Regions from separate parts of the Homo sapiens genome. Here region 1 is linked to region 2. Evidence: chromatin loops called from intact Hi-C (ENCODE). Cell type or tissue: PC-3. All regions are shown on one strand. Each heading gives the region's core, and the rest is flanking DNA. Links, peaks and the distances in the headings are about the cores only.

Region 1 (11,220 bases), core at 1,334-9,333, 440 kb before region 2:
ATTACAGGCGTGAGCCACCACACATGGCCAAGGAATGGGCAGTTTTTAATCAAGCTCCTCAGGTATCTCTCAGTAAATTAAAGATGACAAATTATTACTTTAAATATTTTTTAAATGTTTCTAACTCTTTCTCATGACCTCATCTAATCATTAGAGTGGCTCCTGATCAGGAGATCAATGACCTACTGAGAATCCCAAGAGAGGAGCTGCAAAGGAATCTTAGCAGCCACAATTTGACTCACTACCTCCTGAGGGACTTTGCTGGGGAAGGCTCCAATGTTAGGTTCTTGGTCAAATCTCTGCTCCACCCATATCAATGTCCATGCCTTTGGATATGTTATTTTATCTTTATAAGCCTCATATTTCCAGGGCAATAAAAACCCACCCTGCCTACCTCACAAGGCTGTTGAGAGGAACAGAGGAACTAAGACAGAGAAAACCATTTTGTACACCGTTAACTTTTTATCAAGGCAGGGAACAACCTGAATGTTCACCTTAGGGGAATAAGCAAATGAAACGGATATACATCCACACTAGGGAACACTGTGAGCCTTAAAAAATAATGAGGTAGGCTGGGCGAGGTGGTTCACACCTATAATCCCAGCACTTTGGGAGGCCGAGGCAGGCGGGTCATCTGAGGTCAGGAGTTCAGGGCCAGCCTGGCCAACATGGTGAAACCCTGTCTCTACTAAAAACACAAAAATTAACCAGGCGTGGTGGTGGGCGCCTGTAATCCCAGCTACTCAGGAGGCTGAGGAAGGAGAGCTGCTTGAACCCAGGAGGCGGAGGTTGCAGTGAGCTGAGGTCACGCCATTGCACTCCAGCCTGAGCAACAAGAGTGAAACTCTGTCCCTCCCCCCCCAAAAATGAGGTTCATTTATATGTTCCAACATGAAAAAATAGGGATATATTGTTAGATGAAAAATCAAATTTTCAGAAATTATCCTAAGTAATGTATAAGAAAATAGAAAGCAAATTATGTACTTCCATTCACACACATATATTGATGTACATGTAGAGAAAAAAAGTCTAAAGGAATATTTACTAACTAGGTTTCAATGATTACCTTATGGGTACAGAGTGAGATGGGGGATGGGGTTATCGAGGTGATTCTCTCTATTGTTTGATAGTTTACAATAAGAGCATATTCATTTAAAACCTGTGTAAGTAGAAATAAAGAAAAGTGATATGATGATTTTTGTTGTTACTACTACAACATCTGTGACTACTACCTTCCCCACACTGCATGGGCCCTCAGCCAGGTGTTCGGGCAGGTTTCAAGGCCGTACATCGTGGCCTCTCCATAGTTCACAAAAGTCTTCTGCAGTCTAGGGGGAAAGAACAAACAATGCATAATTTAAAACATTTTTGTTAAAGGTACAGTTTTCTCCCAAAGTGAGTGATTTTTATGTATTTGTGTGTGAGCATGAAGCCTTCTGTCAATTTTCTCCCAGTGATCTACTTTATACTTTAACAACTTTCAGGAGTTTGCCTTTTTTTCTTTTTTTGCAATTATCCCTTTAAGCACAAATATTTAACTGACTATCATTGGATTTATTCTTCTTGAGTAAGCGGTAGCTGTGCATTGACGTAGATCTGCAAAGCAGGAAAGGGGATATGGAGGGGGAGAGGAGGAGGGAGGGGAAGAGGTGGTGTGGGTGTGGCCAGGCCAGTGATTCCCTCCTTCCCATTGCTGATGGTGTCAGAACACTCGAGATCCTGGCCTGGGCCAGACCCCTCACAAAGGTGATACTCGGGATCCTGCCCAGCCCCCTGTAGGATGTGATGCCCAAGTTCCAGCCTATTCCTCTTGCCATGTCCCTCTTTCTCAACCCTTTTAAGGGTGGAGCAGGCCCTGCTGCAGAAACACCTTTGGCTGGAGCAAGTGGAAACAGCAGCAGGTTGCCCAGATCCTGGAAGCACGGCATAAATTGCAGGACTGAGGGGAACAGGTGGGAGAGAGGAAGGGCTCCAGCCTTCTTCAGATACCAGAGTTTAAATCCCAACATGACCCTCAGGTAGCCAGACATGTAGAGCCAGTCTCTTGAGATCTCTGGGCCCCAGTTTTCTTCACATGCAGTCTGGATTTTGGGGGAAGAGACAGTGAGAGACGGATATAGAGATGTGCTGGAACATGACATTTTTGTTACTGCTCACCGTGATAGGCATTTTCAATACAAATGAAGTCACCTTGCATAGAACTGGCAAGGATATGAATCTGAGGGTTGCAAATTCAGAAGCTATGGGATCAGACAGGTACTGGTGATCTGGTGGGTGACAGGGGCTGAGTATAAGAGACAGTAGGGAACATTGGAGACTGTGGCAAACCAGAATAACACATCCCATTGTAAAAGGGATTGCTCAGGAGTTGCCTCTAGAAGCACATCTAAAAAATGAAGGCTCAGAAGCAGTCGGTTGTCTAACTGATTAAGAAGGCAGAGATTTTTTTGTTTTGTGAATGTGAATGTGAAATCTCCAATTCACATTTTGTGAATGTGAATTTTTTTTTTTTTTGAGACAGAGTTTTCACTCTAGTTGCCCAGGCTGGAGTGCAAGGGTGCGATCTCGGCTCACCAAAACCTCCGCCTCCCGGGTTCAAGCGATTCTCCTGCCTCAGCCTCCCGAGTAGCTGGGATTACAGGCATGCACCACCACGCCTGGCTAATTTTGTATTTTTAGTAGAGATGGGGTTTCTGTATGTTGGTCAGGCTGGTCTCGAACTCCTGACCTCAGGTGGTCTGCCTGCCTCGGCCTCCTGAATTGCTGGGATTATAGGTGTGAGCCACTGCACCCGGCCGAAATCTCCAGGGTTTAAACATTGACTAAAAAATAAAACTGTGAAGTCCCCCAAAACATAACTGAAGGCCATAGCCAACTCTCAGGCCATCACTCTGCAACCTCTATATTAGAAAAAATAAAAGACAAGTCATCAGAGAAAAAAAAAAAATCAGAGAAAGGCTTTCAGAAATGGCCTGATGTCAGAAGCTTATCTGGTGATATAATGATCCCAGAAGGCTTGAGGGAAGAGAAGATTTGCAAAATGGTTAACAGTGGAGTCACAGTAGGTCTTTGAATACTGGCTCTGCCACTTCCCAGCTATATGACCCTGGGCAAGGCATTTAAACCTCAGTTTACTCATCTGTAAAATGGGAATAAAAATAGTGCCTATCATAGACTTACTGTGAGGAGTAAACAAGGCTTGCAAGGCTCTTGGCACGATAACCGCAGTGTAATTGCACAATACATTTAACTACGGAATGAGTAAATGCTCTTAAAAGCGTTTTGTGAGCAGGAAAGTGCTCTGAGAGTTAGGTGTGACTGATATGTACTCCAGGTACACCTATTTGGGTTATGATAATTAGGCTTTATGGAGAGTTTTGTTTACCGTCCCTACTTTGACTTTTGAGACCTTTCTTCACATTTACGAGGACCTATTTGGTTTTGCATGCCTTGGGAGTAGCTGAGCGCTGTGGATCTCTGCATTCTTTGTTTTTACTGCATTTGTCTTTTCTTTCTGAAATTGTTTTTGCATTAAAGTTTCAAATACATAAACATTGATTATTATAAGTATGCTTTGATAATGACTGAAATCATTGTGAAGACTTCTTTTCAGTAAGTATGCTTTTTACTTTTACTAACATTGCATGGACCAAATTACCCTGACAAGGTGTGGGTATTGGAGTGGGAGAAGGTTGGGGATGGAGAGGCTAAAAGGAAGAGAAGAAAGTCTCTGTCTCAAATAAATAGAGTAATTTATATAGTGCTTTTGCATCTTTTATCACTTTCGATGCTTTCAGTTAAGGAGATCTGGGCTCAGGGGGATGCAGGAATTTGACAGTCATCCAGCTTGTTAGCAGCAGCGTTGGATCTGTGCCTAGAGTCTCTAACTGGGACTCTCTGTCATGCTCTCCTTGCCTTCATAGAATCCAGATTGGTAGGAAGGTGGCCTGGAGCAGTGGCCGAATTAATTGGGTCAGTGGTCAAAAGAAGAGCAACACACCCTCAGAGGGGCCCCAGTGCTGGAATGAGAGAGAAGCAGGCCTCTGACCTCTGGCTGAGGTGTTGAGCACAGTTCAACAGGATGACCATGCAGTGCACGGTGAGGACCCCGATGGCCAGAAGGCTGACAGGACCGACCTGGAGGGGAGAGGAGAAAGGGGGAAGTGAGCCAGAAATGATCACTCCCATTCCCTGGCCCTCTCACAGTCTGCGTGCTGGGGCCTGTTGCATAATAAAACTGTCTTTGGGGTGACAGACCCAGCCTGAATGTCCTCATGCTCCCAGATGCTAGAATTTGAATGCTCTTCTTAGCATCCCTGTAGAGTGGCTGCCCAACTTCTGCTAGGATACTTCCAGTGACAGAGAGCTCATTACCTTCCCACATAGCCCATGCATTTTCTCATTTTCCTTGAGTTCTACCAGTTTAGAGTCCCTTGTGGTAAATTTATTTTGTCTGACACACCCTGGCCCTCACTTCCTCCAAGATGATTGAGGGCCAAGGTGTTCTTATGACTCAGTTCTCTTCCTCTAGTACAGAGTTTATCAACAGGTGCCCTATTGACATTTTGGGGCAGATAATTATTTGTTATCAGGAGCTGTCTTTTGCATTATAGGATGTTTAGCAGCTTTCCCGAGCCTCTACCCACTAGGTGTCAGAGACTCTTCCCCCAGATTGTGGCAACCAAAAATGTCTGTAGAGATTGTAAAGGTCTTTGGCTAGGGTAGCAGGAGCTGGTGCAAAATGATCCCAAGTTGGGGATCACTACTGTAGTGTGTCTAATTTGTCAAATTCCTTTTAAAAAGTGGGGCTGATTACTAATTATATCTTCCAGAGGTGATCAGAAGGGTATAAACGGGGACCCTCTCACATCCTTTGTTCTGAACACTTGTGTCTTTATAGATGTGACCTATCACAAAGACATAAATGAGGGATCAAGAGCACCACTAGACTCCACTGGAATGCAGGCTTCATGCAGCAGAGACTCTCGTGTCTTGTTTGCTTCTATATTCCCAGGGGCTACAAATGCACAGGGTAGATAGGTGCTCAATAAATATTTCTCAAATGAATCATGGCCAGAGGTTCTGGTGGGAGATGAAAGGTAAAGAAATCATCTAATGACTCTGAGGAAGCAAATATCAAAGAATAAAAGCATTGTCTTAAAAACAAATACCACCCTGGCAAAGATAGTTTGGCTGAAGACCATGTTTTTTTGTAGAAGCTCTAGAACCCAGAGGATTCCAAAGGGGAGAGTCCAGTCTCTGGGTTGGAACCACTGAAGATCAGAAGTCATGACAGAGGCAGCAAGGGTCTCGCCTTCTTTAGACATAGAAGCCACTTACCAGGCCTGGAGATAAGAAAAGATTCACTCCAAGGAAATGGAATTATATATTTGGTATCTATTCCATTCAGTAGATGTTAATGGAAACTTGCTGTGTGCCAGTCCCTACAGAGGCTACCGTGGGGACGTGCAAAGGGAAATCAGACAGTTCTTGCCCACAGAGCTTTCAATTAAATGAGGAAGGTGGGTCTGTTAGAAAATAAATATGTCGACCGGACGAGGTGGCTCACACCTGTCATCCCAGCACCTTGCGAGGCCGAGATGGGCCAGTCACCTGAGGTCAGGAGTTTGAGACCTGCCTGGCCAACATGATGAAAACCTCTCTACAAAGAATACAAAAATTAGCTGGGCGTGGTGGCTCACACCTGTAATCCCAGCAACTCGGGAGGCTGAGGCAGGAGAATCGCTTGAACCCGGGAGGCGGAGGTTGCAGTGAGCCAAGATTGTGCCACTGCACTCCAGCCTGGGCGACAGAGCGAGACTCTGTCTCAATAAATAATAATAAATAAATAAATATCTTATCTTCGTAAGTGCTTTAAGAATCCCAGGTAAGGTAGATATAAATGGTAGAAAAATACAAAGTGAGGATGGCATTAGTGATCATAAGAAAGTGTAAAGTTTTAGAGAGGAGGCACTTTAAAAAGACAGAAATGAGGGGGCAGGAACAGCACAGGAAAAGAGAAAGAGGTAGGCTGGTGTGGGGAGAGTGGATTGGTGGGATTGATGGAGGCGTCTATCTTCATGTCCAAGACACTTTCTCATGCGCCCTCAAGTGGTTTGGAACAGGAGTCACACACTCAAATGCCTGCAGGGATTGGGCTGTTAATGCAAATGACGAAATGAGCTGCATGTGATCCTAGGAGTGGGGAGGACTGCGGGGAGAATTGTGGCAAAGTAGAGTCAGATGAGCATGGTGAGTCTTTAAGAGTAATGGTGTGCCCCCTTCAGGGATGCTCAGGTTGGACCCAGGTTGACTCCAGGGGATTGATGCCAACAGGCACATTTTCAATTGCAGAGGGTACCCCCAAATTGCCCATTGATAACAGTGTGAAGGCCTTCAGGACCTATCACCCCCTTCTGCAAATGAGCAAACCTAGTTCCCATCCCACAGATGCCTCTTACCAACAAGCCGGCATTCTTTATGGCCAGGGGAAGCCCCAGGAGCCCTGTGCCAATGTTGCATTTCAACAAGTGGATCAAAGTTTGCATCATCCTGTGGTGGGGAGAGTAGGGAGACAGAGGGTACTGTTAGTGGAAGGGAAGCATGGCCAGAAACTCAGCCTCCTTCTGGCATCTCCAGAGCGCCTGATAGGAAGAGGGGCAAAACCTGATGAGGTGGACTTGGAGACAACTCTCAGTTCTAGGGGTCTGTCCTGGAACATCTGATCTGGGGATGGTGCTAGTTCAAGTGACTCAACAAATCTTTAATACACACTAGGCTCTAAAGGAAATAAAAATTGCTACCATTCTGGATAACACTCTAGTACTGGTTGGTTCATTAATTCATCCAGTGATTTCTTTCATGAGTTATTCTCTCAAATAACATTTATTGTGACCTAATACATGTCTATCAGTTAGATAGACAATGGAAAAATTAGTAATAGTTGCCTCAGTCTACAGTGAGACATCAGGTTATTTATTAACTCACTCACTAGAAACAAAAATCTACCATATATGGGATATTTACTGGTTTTAGTTTACTCCTTCATCCATTTGTTCAACCAATATTCATTGTGAATATGAATTGCTTGTGCGCTCTCTCTCTCTCTCTCTCTCTCTCTCTCTCTCTCTCTCTATATATATATATATATATATATATATGAAATGAGCTGCATGTGATGCTAGGGAGTGGGGAGGACTGTGGGGAGAATTGTGGCAAAGTAGAGTCAGATGAGCATGGTGATATATATATATATATATATATTATATATATATGAATTGCTATATATCGACATTATGCACTGGGTAAAATTTAATAATTTAATAGCAATTGTTACTGTGCATATAGAGTACTTATGATGGTCCCAGCAGGGTGCTAGGGCCTAGGGTTCTAAATATTCTTCACACCTGTGCTGGCAGCTCCTGCCCAGGCAGCTCCAATCCTGATGTGGATTGGGTGGGAAAGGTGGGAACAGGATCATGAGAACAGAATCAAAAAGGAACTTAAATAAAAAGTACATGCGTAAGCATTGAACCCAGAGATGGGAGCACTTAATTCTGAGTTCCAGCTCTGCCGCTAACCTACTGTGTTTGGTTACTACTTTGGGAAGCCATTAGCTGCTTTGATCCTGTTTCACTGCCAAAAAAGGGAGAAAATTCTAGTTTTGCCTATGTCCCAGGGAAGCTGTAAGACTCAAAAGAGGTAACAACATGATGAATCATGGAATCATGAAGTGCTTCACAGATGTGAGCATCATCATCGTCATATCATTGTCTCATCATCATCATCATCCTCACTGCCACCTTTGGTTTGGCCTTCATGGTGCTCATTTGTTAGAAAGCGCATCCTTCAAGAGGAAGAAGAATTGGGATGATAGGAAAAAGGCAAGCATGGGCTGGTTTAAGCAAGTAGAAGTGCCCCCTCCACCCAAGAACAAAAGGGTACCTTGAAGATGCCATTGGGAGATACAGACGAAGTCTCAGGCTAAGACAGAGAATGCCCTCTTGCCACACTTAAATTGTCTGCAGGTGGCCAGGAGAGCCAAAACCAACTGCCCAAGTGAGTCCAGCAGAGACAGTGCTCACATCTCTTTGTCTTATCCATTAGAGAGTCATGGCAAGGGGCTAGGAAGAAGCTGTAACCAACCAGGTCTTTGCATTTCAATGCTGACCTGAGAGAGGGTTGGGTTGAGAGAACAGATGAACTGTTGGGGACTTCTGTGACTTCAGTCTATTGAGTGAAGTCTATTGACCTAACTTCTGTTAGGGCAGTCTATTCACCTAAGGATGGGGGGGTGGGCACCCATTGTCCCTTTACTTCCAAGAGATAACCTTTATTTCTTGATAACTGTAATTTGTCAATTCTTAAGTAGTAATTTCTCCAAAAGATGTGGTCCCATTTCCCACCCTCTGCTCTTTTTTCCTTTGTCTCTCACTTCTTTCCCATGACAGCATCGATGTCTTGCCCCTATTTGAATCAGATATTGTGGGAAAGGTGAGACAAGTTTTCGGAGGAACCACTGTGCCTTAGCTGACAGCATTTACCCATCTGGACCTTGAAGCATAAATAGATGTTGCAAGCTCCCCTGAGATTTAAAAAATTGGGTTTATATTTTTTCTCGAAAACTATACAATTGCTATTATAAAAGGAAATTCCAAAATCCCACCAATGGAAAATAACCACACATTATAATTAGCCCTCCTCTGGGCATCTTTATTTGCTCTAAATGCACCGAATTTTACATAAAGAGAACCGCTATGCATGCTGGATCCTCAACTAATTTTCTGTATGAATAAATGTGCTACACACTTTCCATGTCCATACATTTCCTCCATCACTTGTAATGACTGTATCATATTCTACTGTATGTTTGTTTCATGTGTTAACCTTTCTCTTAATGTTTCCAAGTTTTCAATATTATTGAAACTGCCTTTGCAAAATTATAACTGAGGAAATTAAGACAGCGAAAGAAATCAGACCTAACCAACTCCATCTTGCTTCTAACCTTTAAGATGTCCTTGTTTATTCCTGGACATAGGCTGAGCTAACTTTGGGAAGGAATTCATTTCATGGTTTGACTATTGGTATCACCCCTTTCCCAAAAAGACCCCCTTTTTGCCTGGGGACCATTCTGCCTTTGCAGGACTAACAAATTAGCTATAAGATTGGAAATTACAGTTTAGGGGTCATGCAGCCTCTGGCTCCAGGAGTCTAAACCTCCCCACATTGTTCCTGGGGATAACATCACATTGTAAAACCTAAGATCAGTGCTTGAGTTATTTTGCAGACCCTGCACTCTGATGGACCATCTGAAACCACCCAGACCGGTCATCTGGCTCAACCAGTTCTGCCATCCCTCCCAAGAACAGAAAACAGCAAGAAAAACTCACTTCGAGCCCCTGTGATTCCATCTCCAACCTGATCAATCAGCACTCCCCACTTCCCAAGCTCCTACCCACCAAATTATCTTTAAAAACTCTAATTCCCGAATGCTCAGGGAGACCGATTTGAGTGATAATAAAACTCCGGTCTCGAGCTTGCAGTGAGCTGAGATCGCGCCACTGCACTCCAGCCTGGGCGATAGAGCAAGACTCCGTCTAAAAAAAAAAAAAAAAAACCTCCAGTCTCTTGCACAGCAGATTCTGCATGAATTACTCTTTCTCCATTGCAATTCCCCTGTCTTGATAAATCGTCTCTGTCTAGGCAGTGGGCAAGGTGAACCCATTGAGTGGTTACATTATAACAAGTGCTTTGATAAAAATTATGCACTCTTGTGCTATTATTTCATCAGAAAAAATTCCTAGAGGGGTATTATTAATCAAAGGGTATATTTATTTATATTTCATTATACTTTAAAGAACTAGATTGTAATACTTACAGTACAAAATTCAAAAGATAAAACGCAATAATCCAAATCCTTATGAAACAAATATAAATCTCTTTTCTCTCAGCCTCCAAATTCTCTTCCCCAGAGGCAACCACTGCTGTCAGTTTTGTGTGTGTGCACGAGTTGTATACTTTCAGACAGCATTTGCCAAATAAATATTTGTATGTTTTATACAAATGACATTTTACGATTTGACCTGTAACATTGCCATCTAGAAAGATACCAATTTAATTCTTCCCAAAAGATGAGAGAGGGCATTTCCTGATATCCTTATCAACACTGGGGATTGTCATCGATAATCTCTTTGTGCCCACAGTTGTTACCGATCTGATGATTACCAGATAGCAGTGTGATTGACAGTAAGTCCTAGAAGAAGAGTTCTGTTGAAATCATGTCCTTTGCAGGGACATGGATGGAGCCGGAAGCCAGTATACTCCGCAAACTAACAAAGGAACAGAAAACCAAACACTGCATGTTCTCACTTGTAAGTGGGAGCTGAACAATGAGAACACATGGACACAGGGAGGAGAACAAGACAAACACTGGGGCTGGTTGGGGGTGGGGGGCAGGGGATGGGAGAGCATCAGGATAAATAGCTAAGGTATATGGGGCTTAATACCTAGGTGATGGGTTGATAGGTACAGCAAAACCACTATGACACACGTTTACCTATGTAACAAACCCGCATGTCCTGTACATGTATCCTGGAACTTAAAATTAAATTAAATTTAATTTAATTAAAAAAAAAGAGAGAAGAGTTCCATGTGTCTGAGTTTGGGGCAGTAAAGGTGGAGACATGGGGTTAGCACCTTTTGTTTTCTGGATGGATGGCATGGGGGGTTGGGGAGAAGAGGCAGAGAGAATAATGGCAGATGTGTGAGGAGAAGAAGGCAGCCAGAGACTGTGGAAGAAAGAAAGGGAGGAAGGAAAGGGCAGACAGCCTGAGATAGGAAACTGTTCCTGGAGACAAGCTGCTCATGTTGAGGGTGGCTGCTCTAGCTGGGTTCTTCGTAAAAACTGGGAAACAGGGCTAGTAGCCAGAGCCACAGGGATTGACCTCCTTAGATTCTGAAGGTTTCATCTTTTATCCACGCATATCGTGTTAATGGAATAAGCGTGTTAAGGAGATAGATGAAGGAAGACATAGTCCAGAGTTGCAAAAACAGCAGTGCTTGACCTCAGGCCTGGAAGGGCGGTGCGGCCACTTACGATAGTCCAGCTTCTCCAGCAGGATGGACATTCTCTGAAGTAATGCTACTGCTGCTCTCTGAGGGTGACTGAGGTCCGTTGTCCAAGGAGTTCAGCTCACTGTTGTAGTCCCTTCCAAGCAATGA
Region 2 (8,000 bases), core at 1-8,000:
AATTAGCCAGGTGTGATGGCATGCACCTATGGTCCCAGCTATTTGGGAGGTTGAGATAGGAAGATCACTTGAGCCCAGGAGGTAAAGGATGTAATGAATGAGCCATGATCACACCACTGCACTCCAGCCTGGGTGACAGAGTGGGACCCTGTCTCAAAACAAAAACATAACAGAGAAGACAGGCTTTGTTGAGCTCCTACCACGCTGGGTGCTTTATTTGCGTTACTTCCAATGTAGGTACCATCCAGAGCCACATTCCCCAGATAAGAACAGAGGGAGTAGCCCACCTGGGTTCCCTCTGTGTGATTCCAGGCTGTGCTCCCAGCCTTAACCTTTCACCTCCAGCCATCCTTCAGTAACTTCCCTCAGTAAGCTCTCTCCTTACTAAGTCAGGAACCTGTGAGCTGGCATAGGATCAGTGGAGGCCCAGAATGGTTTGGCTTTTCCATGTTTTCTCAGCTTCCACTCTCAAAAAGGCATCAACAAAGGGACTAGTGACCAGGTGGTCATACTCATTCAAAACTCTGTCTCCAAGGAATGGCTGAGGGAGGGAATTTGGGATCTGCCTTGGGAGGTAGAGCAGAAAGGGAGTAGTAGCGAGGACAAAGGGAAAGACCTGCCTCTGAGGAACCACCATAGGGAAGGGCTAGGCTGATGCCCCACATATCAAGACAAACCCAGCCCCCGTCCAGAGAACTGCCAGGGAGATAGATAAGGGTGGGTTCAACATCAGAACTTCCCCTGACAGAGCTGTCCAGAGCAGAGCCAGCAGCTCGCAGTGCTCCCTTTCAGGGTCAGGGCTGCTGTGCAGGTGAAGGAAGGCTCACGGACCACCCATCAGAAGGAGGGCATGGGGACATCTGTTCCTAAGATCCAACAATGATAATAACAATAGCGAAACTGAGCTCCTTCTATGTGCACGCGTCATCTCACTTCACCCTAAGAAGGTATTACTCTCACCTTACAGGTGTGAAAACCGAGGTCCTGGACAGTTCTATTTATTTATTTTTCAGAGATGGTGTCTTGCTCTGTCACACAGGCTGGAGTGCAGTGGTGTGATCATACTTCACTGCAGCCGTGACTTCCTGGGCTCAAGTATTCCTCCTGCCTCAGCCTCCCTAGCAGCTGAGACTATAGGCACCTACCACCATGCCCAGCTAATTTGTCCTGGACAGTTAAGCTATTTGCTCAAGCTCACACATCTGGTAAACAGTCTGTTTATCTGCAGAGCCAGCATTCTTATGCAACATACAGCCTACTTCTAGGCATCCGGGGATTTAGATCCTTGGAGCCCATGATAAACAGACCAATGGGAGGTGACATCCTTATTTTTAGAGGCTTTGATTTTATTGCAAGGCCCTAGTCAGCAGTCATGAGATTTACCTAGGGACATGAAGACTTTCCTTCTCCGAAGAAGCAGATTAGAAAACTTGTCTTCTTAAACTAAGTGGCCACAGCCCTTAAAGACATGGAAATCTAAAAGAAGCTCTGATGGGCACTCCCAAGAAATTACAGACTTGGGTCTTTTAGAGACTGGCACTAATTAAAGGCGAAAGTCATGGAGAGGGCGGTGACCTGAACAACCATTCACCTCCCACATGGCACAATCTTGAGGTTCCATTTTACTTTTCTTAATCTGCCAGGGTTGAAAGAATCTAGATCTGAAATTTTTCAGACTTCAGTTTTCAAACTTCAAGTCGTATAATTGTGACTTTTTGGCCAAACAGAAAGTTTTATTTGTGGAATGTCATTATCAAGAATGAGGCACATGAAGATCTTTAATTCTCACCATGGTCAGAGTACTGTTATGACCTCCATTTTCCAGATAAGGAAACTGAGTTGCACAAAAGAATCAGGAACTTTCCCAAGGTCACACAGTTTTTAAGTGGTGAAGGAATTTAAATCCGGATCTGCTGAAGTCCAGAACGTGGCTTAGTACCACTGGGGCTGTAGGAGGAAGCCCAGTAGATAAAACTGTGAGTTGGGCCAGGCACAGTGGCTCACGTCTGTAATCCCAGCACTTCGGGAGGCCAAGGAGGGATGATCACTTGAACCCAGGAGTTCAAGGCTGCAGTGAGCCGTAATTGCACCACTGCATTCCAGCCTGGGCCAAAGAGCAAGGCCCCATCTCTAAAAAATAAAAACAAATTAAAAGATACAAATAAAATGATGAGTTAAGCTGCCTCGGTTTGGGTTTGGGTGTGTTGGTTTCGAAGAGGCCAGCTCATTGAGACTTCCCCTTGTGCCCTGTAGGGCCCTTGGAAAGCTTGATAGCACCAGAGCAGTTAAAAAAACTGGAAACAAATGTCCTTCAACAGAGGAATGAATCACACCTTCTGGTATATTCATTCAACGGAATACTTACTACTCAGTGATAAAAAGATAACATTTCAAAATAATTATGCTGAATGAAAAAGCTAGACAAAAATGGAGCATACCGTGTGATTGCATCTATATAAAACTCTAGAAAATGCAAACTAATCAATAGTGACAGTAAGCAGATCAGTGCTTACTTGGGGGCAAGGAGAGGGTGGGAGGGATTACCAAGAGGTGCCAGGAAACTTTTTAGGTGATTAATATGGTCACTATCTTGATTGTGGTGATGGTTTCATGAGTGTGTGTGTGTGTGTGTGTGTGTGTTAGATATGTATGTATCTTAATTATACACTTTATTCTTTAGGTAGGAGATAGCAAAAAAAAAGTTTACACTTTAAATATGTGCAGTTTATTGAATGAAATTACACCTCAAAAAAGCAGTTAAAAAAAAACTTCAGCTGGGTGTGGTGGCTCATGCCTGTAATCCCAATACTTTGGGAGGCTGAGGTGGGCAGATCGCTTGATCACATGAGTTTGAGACCAGCCTGGGCAACATGGTGAAACCTCGTCTCTAAATATATATATATATATAAATTAGTTGGGCATGGTGGTGTGTGCCTGTGGTCCCAGCTACTTGGGAGGCTAAGGTGGGAGGATTGCTTGAGCCCGGGAGGCGGAGATTGCAGTGAATGGAGATTGTGCCACTGCATTCCAGCCTGAGTAACAGAGACCCTGTCTCAGAAAAAGAAAAACAACAACAATAACACACACACACACACACACACACACACACACACCCCACTTCAAAATTCAAAAGATTTGCTCAAGCTCACTCAGCACGCTGATGGGGAGCCAGGCCAGGCCAGAGCTCCCCCTGTGGCTCACACCACTGTGAGGAAGGAAGCCTCCCCCACATACAGCCCCCAGGCTTCACCCTGTACTGAGGGCCAGGTGGTTTCTCTCCAGTCATGGTAATGTGGGTACTGGACAAGCCCGGGCTCTGGCCACCAGGCAAATGGGTAGGTCAACAAGGCAAAGTTGGTGGGAGCTTCACCCCATCAAGCCCAGAAACAAGGGCTGGTTACTGGGAACACCCTAGGGTAGGCTGTACTCACAACCAGGAATCTTTGACAAAAATATAAACCTGCTAGAAAGATTAGAAGAGACAATCTCTTCCTTTGTCAAATTATCTGGACCAACACCTACTGAGCATCTACCATGTGTGAGGGTCTGTCCTAGCTCACTATCTTATGCAGTCTAGGTAAGGATGGAATGAGATAAATGCAAGGGCATGACACACTAAATAGGCATCCCCCAAATAGTAGCCATTACTCATCTATCAAATATCCCCTAAGTCCTTGCTCTGTGTGCAGAGGGAACAGATACTTGGGCTGATCCTCGAGGCCAGGAAAGATACGTGGACAGAAAGCTTTGCCACAACACTGAAATTTGTGTGATAAATGCTTTGAGGGCCAAGAGGAGAAATAAATTACTTCCAGCTGTGGAGAGGTTTCATGGAGGCTGTGGTATGCAAGGGAGGGAAAGGAATTTGTATATGGAGACAAGGGAGGCTGGTGGAGGAGATCATTCCGCTTACAGGGGGCAGGCAGCATGAATAAAAGCAAGGCACCTGAGGAGCGGGCTGGCTGGCTGCAGCGAGGAGTGAGAAAGCCTGGAAGGGTGGGCTGGGGCCAAGTGCACAGGGAAGCCTCGGAGAAATACGTGGCCACGTCTGCTCCCCACCCCCACCCCTGCAGAAGCCTGAGCTCCGCTGTGTGATTCATTCATTCCGTGGACAGCCAGCTGGGCTGATGGCAGGCGTGGGAGCTTCCCTAATGCCTCTGTGGCCTTGGAAGAACAGAGCCAAGTGCCTCAGCTAGAAACTTGGATTTCAGCTGGGGGTGGTGGTATAGAGAGAACTCAAAGGAAATGAACCCCTCTGAGAAGCACTCACTCTAAGAGACACCAGTGTCTCAACTCTTGGGCGTTCCCAGTGGGCCAGCCAGACCTCCTAGGGCAACTGAAAATGGAAAAAATCCTCAAGTTTGTTCTCTCAGAGCCCAGAGAAACTTTTTTTTAGAAGAAACTGTCTTAAACGTCTCTGTGGATGGTCAAGTCCAGGAGACACTGCCATCTGGTGGTCAAGAAACACATTTACCTGGTGGGCTGGGAAGGAGTCCCTGCACCCCGGAGGGGCCACGAAGGCAGAAATGGCCCTGAGATTTGTTTAGTACTTTCATAATGGGATAGAAAGGGATGGAAATTATGCTTGCAACCAGTTTAGAGTTGAAATAAAGTGTTATTTCTGGCTACTCAGTTCCCCGAGGTGCAGCAATTATGCATTGGGCAGATGAGGAAACTGTCCATGAGATAGATGAGGTGGCTGCTTCCATGTCTGAGCTGGTCAAATGCAGAGCCAGATCTTATTCCAGTCTCCAGCAGCCCTGGGTCCCCAGTAAGTGCCCAATAAATGGCTAAAGTGGTGATTCTCAACATGTGACCCCCAAGAGCCTTTCAGAAGGCACATGAGGTTCAATTTAAAAGCTTCTGTAAGATGCCTTTTCCTCCTTAACAATTGTACGGTAAAGTTTTCTAGAGTCTAAAGGAATGCAGTGACTTCATCTAGTCCTAATGACTAATGGGATGTGTGCCTGGGTATTTTTGTTTTAAAAATTCCTGTTTTAATTTCTAATGTAGTATAACCCACATAACCAAAACTGTTTGATAATAATTTTTAAATTTTTTTTGAGACAGAGTTTCACTCTTTCACCCAGGCTGCAGTGAAGTGGTGCAATCTTGGCTCACTGCAACCTCCACCCCCCGGGTTCAAGCGATTCTCCTGCCTCAGCCTCCCGAGTACATGGGATTACAGGCATGTGCCACCACGCCCGACTAACTTTTGTATTTTTAGTAGAGACGGGGTTTCACCATGTTGGCCAGGCTGGTCCCAAACTCTTGACTTCAGGTAATCCACCTGCCTCGGCCTCCCAAAGTGCTAGGATTACAGACGTGAGCCACTGCACCCAGCCGAGATCCTCAAAAATTTTTAAGAGTATATAAGATCTACTCAGGAGGCTGAAGCAGGAGGATTACTTGATCCCGGAAGTTAGAGGTTACAGTGAGCTATGATCATGCCACTGCATTCCAACCTGACTAGTCTCAGCCTGACTTAGCCTGACTGGAATTCAAATGGCCATTTTGACAGATTTTTGACTAATGAAATATTTTAAAAATGAGTGGCAGCCAGGTGCAGTGGCTCATGCCTGTAATCCCAGAACTTTCGGAGGCTGAGGCAGGTGGATCACCTGAGGGCAGGAGTTCAAGCCCCTTTGGGAGGCCAAGGCAGGAGGATTGCTTGAGCTCAGCAGTTCAAGACCAACCTGGGCAACATAGCAAAACCCCATTTCTAGAAAAAAACTAAAAAAAAAACAAGGTTAACTGGGCATGATGACATGTGCCTGTAGTGCCAGCTACTTGGGAGGCTAAGGTGGGAGTATTGCTTGAGCCCGGGAGGTCAAAACTGCAGTGAGCCCTGATTGCGCCACTGCACTCCAGCCTGGGTGACAGAGTGAAACCCCATCTCAAAACAAACAAACAAAAAGCCAAAAATGAATCACTAATATTTTCTGAGTGATTTTTTAACCAGCAATCACTGCTGTAATTAATTTACATGTTTCATTTCATTTAATCCCCACAACCACCATTTGCAGTAGATGCTATCATCACATTTTGTCTGTGGACACTGAGAGGTTAAGTGGCCCAGCTAGGAGGTACTGGAGCTTGAACTCTATCCCAGGCAGTTTGTCTCCACAGCCTCTTCCTACTATTCCACTTGCTTAACATTTGATAATCTCTTGTGCAATTCACTTGATAGACAAATTTTTTCAAAATATAGAGTCTATGAAACTGGTGAAAAGAAAGGGGATCACTGTTCTGGGTCAATGCCTCCACTTTATAGGTGAGGAAAAAATGAGGCCCAGAGAGGGGAAGTGATTTGCTAAAGATCACACAGCAAAGAATCAGAATCTACAGGGTGTCTGACTCCCAGGTGGGAACTCTCAAAACTCCAACCCAAGTAAGCATAACCACCTACATGTGAGCAAGCAACACCAAGACCAGGCAAGACAACATCTCCAACAAAAGCAGCTTGATTTTATTGCAGGGAAGCTAGGAAGGAATAGGACAACTGAGGGTCTCCGCAGGAACACCATCACCCGGCATGACTGCCAAGTCCCAGGTCTGTCTGGAAGCCAGCGGGAGGATCAGCATCCTAGGAAAGATGGAAAGTTAGATGGAACAAAGGTGCCATCTGGTGTGGACATAGCGACATTGCAAAGGCAATAAATGCACTAAGAGACAGGGGTGACGCAGGGGTGCACTAAGAGTCTTGCACTAAAAGGCAGGGGTGAGGTGGAAAACGCAGGGTGCAGATGCAGGAGCAGGACTAGAGCCCCAGTGTCCAGCCCTGCACACTGCTCCCATGAAGTCTGTTATACTTAGGTTGGCTGGAACGCATTAACCTTGCTAAGCCAATCACTGCCAAAGCCCTCTTCTGGGGAATTTCCAGGGCTGCCAGGATACCCAGTCAACAGCACTCTCTATCCTGTTACAGGTTGGAAAGGCAATGAACAAAATCATGGCAAATAAATCTGCCAAGAGTCAGATGATCAAGGTGACTTCAAAACCAATAAACACTCTATCTTTGAGGTTCCCAAGCCTGGCTTCAAATCAGTCACTGAGGAGCCTCTTAAAACAGACTTCAAAGACATGCTGCCTGAGCATGTGGACTAAAGCTGGCTTATTGGGTGATTCTTACTGAGTACTGTGCATCTGAATTTCCAGGAGCCTTTCCAAACAATACATGGTTACTGAAATATGTACAGGTAAGATTGCATGATGTCTAGAATTTGCTTCAAAATAATCTGGGCAGGAGGGAGTGGGCATGATGTCTAGAATTTGCTTCAAAATAATCTGGGTGTTTCATCACCCAGATGAAACAATGAGGACAGTGGAGTTTCTAATCCAAGATGTGTGCATTAGGGCTCCCCCACATGGATACAGATAGCTCCAGAAGAGTTTTTTTCCTTCTCTTCCTTAATTCCTTCTTGTCACAGAGCACTTTTATCAAAAAATAACAGGCCTTGGTGAAATAAATACTAACTGTTGGATCTGAGTGACGGGTACTTGGGGATTCATTCTATTACTCTACTTACACATGTTTGAAACTTCCTATCATAAAAAATCTAAAGTAGATTAAAAGTACCATGAAAATTATTAAGTATTGGAAGGAATGATTTACAACACATGCTATGACTTGAATGAATCTTGAAAACATTATGCTACATGGAAAAAGGCAGACACAAAAAGGTCACATATAATGTAATTCTTTTTATATGACATGTCCAGGGTAGGCAAATCCAGAGTAGCAGAAAGCAAATTAGTGGCTGCCAGGGGATGGAGAGATGGGTAGTGGGGAGTGACTTCTTAATGGATACAGGGTGTGTTTCTGAGATGATGAAAAAATTTTGAAACTAGAGAGAGATGGTGGTCATACAACATTGTGAACACACCAAATGCCACTAAATGATAGACTTTAACCCATTTATGCCTAGTGTTCCATTATTGGAACGCTAAGCTTGCAGGAGTTATTTATATCCTACTGTTCAAGGTCATCACCAAGGTTT

The links. Hi-C counts contacts between places; a loop is a spot of excess contacts. Peaks named below come from ENCODE experiments on the same cell type or tissue, not always from the same donor. Only the 100,000 strongest peaks of a DNase experiment are listed, where the experiment ranks them.
Region 1: a loop joins it to region 2, with 2.4 times the contacts of the local background. A loop is called at or near these places in 2 of 110 quality-filtered maps.

What each region holds. Positions count from the first base shown.
Region 1 is chr5:151,292,132-151,303,351 of GRCh38, forward strand. It overlaps SLC36A3 (solute carrier family 36 member 3), which reads right to left. Exons shown (of 10, transcript NM_181774.4): 1 at 11,096-11,220; 2 at 6,462-6,552; 3 at 4,049-4,137; 4 at 1,233-1,328. Among named protein-coding and RNA genes, the nearest start is that of SLC36A3, 6.0 kb to the right of the region's middle. In PC-3, for the core only: a CTCF peak has its summit at 6,123; DNase peaks (open chromatin) are centred at 3,230, 4,470, 5,040 and 6,110; H3K27ac peaks cover 3,106 bases.
Region 2 is chr5:151,736,374-151,744,373 of GRCh38, forward strand. It overlaps ATOX1 (antioxidant 1 copper chaperone), which reads right to left. Exons shown (of 4, transcript NM_004045.4): 4 at 6,449-6,586. Among named protein-coding and RNA genes, the nearest start is that of ATOX1-AS1, 13 kb to the right of the region's middle. RefSeq lists silencers at 3,775-4,069, 4,235-4,529, 4,295-4,589 and enhancers at 4,328-4,871, 4,329-4,378. In PC-3, for the core only: CTCF peaks have their summits at 4,485 (motif pointing left), 4,697 and 6,640 (motif pointing left); DNase peaks (open chromatin) are centred at 3,658, 4,438, 5,478, 6,598 and 1 weaker place; H3K27ac peaks cover 4,239 bases.